Linked DNA regions of Homo sapiens: all the other regions are linked to region 2. The links are chromatin loops, found by intact Hi-C in ENCODE. Cell type or tissue: endothelial cell of umbilical vein. All regions are shown on one strand.

Evidence for each region. Peaks named below come from ENCODE experiments on the same cell type or tissue, not always from the same donor. Only the 100,000 strongest peaks of a DNase experiment are listed, where the experiment ranks them.
Region 1: it touches region 2 in a loop (10-fold over the local background); 8 of 110 quality-filtered maps call a loop at or near these places.
Region 3: it touches region 2 in a loop (11-fold over the local background); 28 of 110 quality-filtered maps call a loop at or near these places.

What each region holds. Positions count from the first base shown.
Region 1 is chrX:53,830,933-53,833,432 of GRCh38, reverse strand. No RefSeq gene overlaps it. Among named protein-coding and RNA genes, the nearest start is that of HUWE1, 150 kb to the right of the region's middle. In endothelial cell of umbilical vein, a CTCF peak has its summit at 1,338 (motif pointing right); a DNase peak (open chromatin) is centred at 1,342.
Region 2 is chrX:53,312,055-53,314,554 of GRCh38, reverse strand. All of the region lies in intron 1 of IQSEC2 (IQ motif and Sec7 domain ArfGEF 2), which reads left to right. Among named protein-coding and RNA genes, the nearest start is that of IQSEC2, 8.0 kb to the left of the region's middle. In endothelial cell of umbilical vein, a CTCF peak has its summit at 1,407 (motif pointing left); DNase peaks (open chromatin) are centred at 1,024 and 1,394; H3K27ac peaks cover 619 bases.
Region 3 is chrX:53,481,353-53,483,852 of GRCh38, reverse strand. No RefSeq gene overlaps it. Among named protein-coding and RNA genes, the nearest start is that of HSD17B10, 48 kb to the right of the region's middle. In endothelial cell of umbilical vein, a CTCF peak has its summit at 1,546 (motif pointing right); a DNase peak (open chromatin) is centred at 1,582; H3K27me3 peaks cover 162 bases.

The DNA of each region.
Region 1 (2,500 bases), 520 kb before region 2:
GTGGAAATGTAAATTAATACAGCCACTATGAAAAACAGTATGGAGATCTCTCAAAAAACTAAAAATAGAACTAAGATATGATCTAGCAATCCCACTACTGGGTATTTATCCAAAGGAAATTAAATTAGCATATTAAAGAATACCTGCACCCCCCCATGTTTATTGCAGGACTGCTTACAATAGCAAAGATATAGACTCAAGGTAAGTGTCCATCAACAGATGAATGGATAAAGAAAATGTGGTATGTATACACAGTATAATATTATTTGGCCATAAAAAATGAAATCATGTCATTTATAGCAACATGGATGGTATTGGAGGTCATTATGCTTAGTGAAATAAACCAACCACCAAAATACAAATATCACATGTTCTCACCCATATGTGGGAGCTAAAAAAGTTGATCTGGAGGTAGAAAGTAAAATGATATATATTAGAGGTTGAGAAGGATATGTGTTAGGGAGATGAACCGAGAGGTTGGTTAATGGGTACAAACATACAGTTATACAGAAGGAATAAGTTCCAATGTTCAATAACAGAGTAGGATAACTACAGTTAACAACAATGTATTGTATATTTCAAAATAGCTAGAAGAGAGGACTTGTAATGTCCCCAACACATAGAAATGATAAATACTTGAGGTGATGCATACCCTAAATACTCCAACTTGATCATTACACATACATGCAGGTAACAAAATATCACATGTACCTCATAAATATGTACAAATATTATGTATCAATAAAAATTTGGAAATTAAACAACACACTCCAAATAATCCATGGGTAAAGAAATAAATCATAAGGGAAATTAGAAAACTGTTTTGAACAAAATGAAAATGAAACACACAACAAATTAAATTTTATGGGATTTAGTAAAAATAGTGCTTAGATGGAAATATATGCTTGTAAGTGTTTCTATTAGATAAGTAAGATCTAGGAGTGATGTCAGCAAAGTGGCAGAATAGGAAGTCCTAGCCCTGATCCCACCACAGAAACACCAATTTAACAATACAGAGACCAAAATACCTTTATTAGTAATTCAGAATCCAGTTAAGAAATTGTCGTTCTTCAAAAAAGCACAAAATCAGTAACAGCCACATTGAAACAAGTAAGAAAAGGAATTTCACTTTACCTGCGTAAGCCACCCCCTTACACTGGGCCAGCTCAGTGCTGAGAGAGATGGTCTCAGCCCACGACTTCTTCTTCAGGAGGAAGATGTAGTGGAACATGCATTCAACATCCTTAGTATTTTGAGGCACTACCTGAGGGACCTGTTTCTGTCCTATCTCAACCAATCTCCAGTATGAGATTTCTGAGGGAACTGGCATAGTTTGAACACCTGGGGGCAGCCAAGAGAAAAGATAAAAGGTGGACAGCATACCGCAGCCAGTACAGTTCTGTAGGATCAGGAGAAGGAACGGGACCCCGAGACTTCTTCCTCAGGAGGGAGGGAGAGGAGTGGAGCATGCATCCAATGTTACAGCCTTTCAGTGTACTGCCCTAGGAAAAAGAAGGTAGCTTACTGTTGCCAACAGGACTCTATGAGATTGGGAGAATGTGTATAACTGTGAGCATGCACATCCACAGTAAAGGTTTGAGAGGCTCTCAAGGGATTAGTAACCAGAATATATAAGGAACTCAAATAACGACAGCAAAAAACCCAATAATAATACAATTAAAATATGGGCAAATGATCTGAATTGACATTTCTCAAAAGAAGACATGCAAATGGCCAAAAGGTATATGAAAAAATGCCCAACGTCACTAATCAGAGAAATGCAGATCAAAACCACAATGAAACTTCATCTCACCCCAGTTAAAATGGCTATTATCAAAAAGACAAATTAGAATATGTGGAAAGCAAAAAAAAAAAGAAAACAAAAACAAAAAGACAAAAAATAACAAATGTGGATAAGGATGTGGAGAAAAGGGAACTCTTATACATTGTTGTTGGGAATGTAAAGTAGTGCAGCCATTATGGAAAAAAAGTGTGGAAGTTTCTCAAAAAACTAAAAATAGAACTACCATATAATCCGTAAATCCCACTGCTGGGTATTTATCCAAAAGAAAGTAAATCAATATATCAAAGAGATCTCTGCAACCTCACGTTTATTGCAGCACTGTTCACAATAGCCAAAATTTGTAATCACCCTAAATGTCCATCAGCAGATGAGTGGATAAAGAAAATGTGGTACATATACACAGTGGAATACTATTCAACTATGAAAATGAATGAAATTCTGTCATTCATGGCAACCTGGATGAACCTGGAGGATAGGATATAATGTTAAGTGAAATAAGTCAGGTACAGAAAGATAAATGCCAGAAATTCTCACTCATATGTGGGAGCTAAAAAAATTCAGCTTATAAAAGTAGAAGGTAGAATCATGGTCATTAAAAGCTGGAAAGGGGAGGGAGGAAGGTAGGGTAGGGAAAAGCTAGTTAACAGAAACAAAATTATAGCTAGATGGGAGGAATAAGTTCTAGTGTTCTATAGC
Region 2 (2,500 bases):
GTTCCCAGGCTGGACTCAGCTGTTACCTCTCCTATGTCTGTTTGCTGGTGTCTCTGATGTTTGGTCTATCCTTGACCCTCTCAATGAGCACATTGCCCCTTTTTATTCCTTCATGGTTGTTTACATCTCATGTCCCCTCTGTTAGACTGAGACCCCCTTCAGATTTACATTTAACTGACATATACTGAGTGCATTTTGTGTGTCAGGTTCTGTGTTAGGTGCTGTGGGCATGAGTGAAGGAGCTAAAAGCTTGGAAACACATAGCACAGCACATAGTAGCTGCTTAATAAATACTGAGTAGATAAATGAATGTCTGATTGAGTCCTGCTGAACTAATAGCCAAAGGTACCTAATTTTTTCTTCCTTCCAGGACTCCTGTAGTAAGAAATGACAACTTCAGAATTCTCTTGGGGTAGGCACAGTAGCTCCCAGCACTTTGGGAGGTCAAGGCGGGAGGATCACTTGTGCCAGGGAGGTTGAGGTTACAGTGAACTATGATTGTGCCACTGCACTCCAGCCTGGGCAACAAATTGAGATCCCATCCCTAAGGAAAAATAAATTCTTTTGGCTTTTCTGTGGCTTTTTTCTCATGCTCCCTGGAGCCATTTTGGCCTTTGCTGTCTCTTCTCACGCTCACCAGCCTTCCGATTCATAGAATGTCAAGGTAGCAGACTTGGACGAGACTTTGGAGACATTTAGACCAATCTGCTGATCATTATCTCTCCCTGCCATGTCAGGCTGTGGTCCTGACCCTCGATGCCAAGTCTTCTGTTCTGAAAGGAGCAAAGAGGCCTGCACAGGACCTGTGTGCAGTTCACTCAGCCCAGTGGGAAGTTGCTTATTTATCCATCAAACCTTTCTTGAGCTCAGACCCTGAGCTGGACATGGTATCTCAGGGTTGACATAAGACTTGGCCCCTCTGCCTCACTCACTGCAGTGTTCCCTGGCAGGATCATAAACATTGGTCATGGGGAAGAATGCTTAGTAAGTGACTTACTTCCTCTTTTGGGGAAGCTCGTTTAGGGCAACATAATTTGCCAGTTACTATAACTTCCTCATGGTATTTGGTTTCTCTCCAAGCCTGCCTGTTGGAAGCATTTACACGGGGAAGCCCATTCCCCAGTGCTTAGTAGCTGAAGCTCTCTGGGACCTTAGCATTCAGAGAAAGTGTGGTGCCATGGAAGGACTTTGTGTAACTCTAGGCAAATCACTTCACTTTCAGAGCCTCAGTTTTCTCAAGTAGTAAATAGGAATAAAACTGTATTTTCTGATGCATGAGATTCATGTTGCCAGCCCCCTACCTCCCTCAAAAAAATTGTATCAGAAAATTTCCTGGCTGCCTGGCATACCGTACATCAAGGTCCTGATCAGGCTGGAAAGCTGAGAATGGAAAATAATACATGAGACTGCCCTGCCCCCTAGAGGCGGAATGTGGCAAACACACAACAATGCAAAGACCGATGCATCGCATCCCTTTCAAAACAAAGATGACAAGCCAGAGCTACACGGCTGATCAGGATTATTCCTCCAACATTTTAGATGTAAATGTATCACTATCATCACCTAATAGGTACCATTTCACTAATGTTTCACTAGTGCATTTCGTTGGAGCGATGTGATTTTTATACCTTTTTAAAGGAGTGATAGGACTGCATATCCAGGCCCTGTGATTTCCTGCTGGATTCCAGGATACAGCATACTGCATTCACCTGAATAAAACCAATATTTTCCTTCATATAACCACTTTAGAATTATTGTCATTATATCTGTGATGAAAAGTACCTAACTTGGCTCTTCCCCCACATTTTCTTATAAATCTGAGAGGCATCTCTCACAACTGTATATCTGATATGCCAGCCAATTCATAAACAACCCATCTCATTGTGATGGTTGTGAAAATTAAATAAGATGACGTAGGTGAAGCGCTGAGCACACAGTATGTGTTTACTCAGCGATAGCCATTATTATTAATAATAACTCTGTAAAGCTCTGTGCTGTGGGAGGACAGGAGGAGAAACCATGTGGCAGCTCACCACATTTCAGAGAGAGAGGTCAGTCCAGTGAACATTGCATGCCAGGATGTGCCATGCCTTGTGCCATCACAGGCAGAGAATTCTATGATTAGTATATAGTTCCTGGCTTCAAGGTGCTCATAATTGGGTGGAGAAGGTGGTGGTGGAAATAGACGATTGCAGTGTGCTATCCAGTGTGTCATGCCAGAGGGGAGCACAGGGGGCCACAGGTGCTCAAAGGAGAGACATCACCCTGGACTGTCAGGGAAGGCTTACTGGAGGAGGTGATACCTGAGCTGAGGCTTGGAGGATGAGTTTGAGTTAGCTAGGTGAAGAAGGACAGCATGTGGGTTGGTGGGAATTGGGGGCAAAAGGGAGGTTAAGGCAGAGGGGCCAGCATGAGCAAACACACAGAGGTATGGGCCCAGCAGGATATGTGTATGGGGAGGTTTTTTGTTTGTTTGTTTTGTTTTTTTATGAGTTCAGTA
Region 3 (2,500 bases), 170 kb before region 2:
AGCCAGAATAAATGGGTCCTGAAACCAAGGGGTAGAAGTAGGAGTAGCTCCTCTCATTATTACAACTAATAACCTACTCACAGAATTTTTGCTTCCTGTCTCAGCAATTTTGAGCTTTGCTAGTTTGGAGATCTTAGTCCTCAAAGGGAGACTGTTTCTTCCAGGGGACACAACAATAATTCCAGTGAATTGGAAAGTGAAAAATGTGTGACATTTTGGGCTCCTTATGCCAATGAAACCACAAGCCAAAAAAGGGGATGAGGTAAGACTTAATTTACTGGCTCGAGTGATTGATCCTAATTACCAAGTGGAAGTTGAGCTGTTGCTACACAAGGGAGGCAAAGAGGACCATGTTTGCAACCCGGAGAATTATCTGGGGTGCCTCTTAGTACTTCCATGCCTAATAGTAAAGTTTTGTTATTGTTGTTGTTGTTGTTTGTTTTGTTTTTTGTTTTGAGACGGAGCCTTACTCTGTCACCCAGGCTGGAGTACAGTGGCACGATCTTGGCTCACTGCAACTTCCGTCTCCCGGGTTCAAGTGATTATCCTGCCTCAGGCTCCTGAGTAGCTGGGACTACAGGCGCATGCCACCACGCTTGGCTAATTTTTGTATTTTTAGTAGAAACGGGGTTTTGCCATGTTGGTCTCAAACTCTTGACCTTAGGTGATCTGCCTGCCTTGGCCTCCCAAAGTGCTGGGATTACAGGTGTGAGCCACCGTGCCTGGCCCCCATAGTAAAGATTAATGGTTAAACTCCATTAAAAGGTTAAACTCTAGTAACTCAAAACAGGCAGGATGATCAAGTACTCAGACCCTTCCAGAATGAAAGTTTGGGTGACTCCTTCAGGTAGAAAAGAGCATCTGAGGTTCTGAATGAAGGCAGGGGAAATGCAGAATGGATAATAACAGAAGAAGGAAGCCATAGATGTCAATTACAGCCTTGAGATCAATTACAGAAATGAGTACTATATTACCTTTCCTCATTTGCCTTCTGCTTGTTATATGTATGTGTTTATTTGCATAATCTAGCCATGTTCTTTTTCTCTTTTTCCCATTTTTATTTTATATACAAGAAGTTGGAAGGTAATTTTACAATTTACTCTTTAGGTACTAGGATATCAGCAGGACCATGGCTAAATTTGAGGAGTAATTAATACAGAAAGTGATGTGTCTTCTCATTTGGGTGAAAGGGTAACAACTTCCTCCCTTGTAAGAAGGATAGCTATATCTTGTTGGGTAGGAGTAAAGTTGTGTTATTCTCTTTTTTTTGAGACAGAGTATTGCACTGTCACCCAAGCTGGAGTGCAATGGCGGGATCATAGCTCACTATAACCTCAAACTCCTGGCCTCGAATGATCCTCCCACCTCGCCCAAGCTGTTTTGTTGTACAAGAATTCAAATATGTGCACATGAAAGCCAAGAAGTCAAAGGGGTGGACTGTACCACTTACCAATTTTTACCTCTCAGCTTCAAATTCACTCTTCTGCCTGCTCTGTGAAAACAGATCTGGTCCCTTTACTTGTTTCCTTTGCCACCTGGCACTGAAGCTTTGCCAGTAGAGGGCACTGGAGAGACATTTCAAGAAGGAAAAAGGTTTTGCTTCCCGGTGCTGGAGTGCCCACTTTGCAGGTTACTGCAGTGTCTGCAGCTTTCTATAGCAACAGAGTCCTACAACTTCTCCAGTGCCTGGCTCCCACAGTGTGTGGTGACCAGCAGCACCCAGTAGCCAGCAGCCTCCCTCTGGAATTCCCCATCAGATGGGTTAGTAGCAGTTTGCCTCTGGCTCCTGAAGGACTCACAGCTTCTCCATTTTCCAGCTTTTGTAGTGCAGGGCAGCCAACAGCACCCAGTAGCCAGCAACATCCCCTGGCACTCTCCCTCAGGTAGTTTTGTGGCAGAGTGCCTCCAGTGAGACACCTCCCCATGAACAGCTTTCACTGGCACTCTAGATGGTGGATTTCTGGCAAGTTCCAGCAAGCAGATTTCCAGCAAATTCTGCCATTCAAAGAGTCACAGCCGTATTCTCTCCAAGGACTGATCTCAACCCTGAACTAAGGTGGGTGCAGGGACAACAGGGAAGGGTCTTCCTTTGGTGCTCGATTTCAGTCATACTCATGCTTTCCTATGCCTTTTTTTTTTTTAAGAGAGAGAGACAGGGTCTCACTCTGTCACCCAGGCTGGAGTACAGCAGAGCTGTGATCACAGCTCACTGCAGCCTCAAACTCCTGGGCTCACATGATCCCCCTGCCTCAGCCTCCCGAGTAGCTAGGACTACAGGCACATGCCACCATTCCCCGCTCCTATACCTTCTTGAATGTATGGAATATATTTATAACAGCTGTTTTCACGTCCTTTTTCTACTCATTCTATCATCTGGATCATTTCTGGGTCATGTTCTGTGGATTATTTTTCCCCTCATTATGGGTTGTATTTTCCTGTTTCTTTGCATGCTTGATAATTTTTTATTGGGCGTCAGATGTAAATATTGAAACGGGAAAAG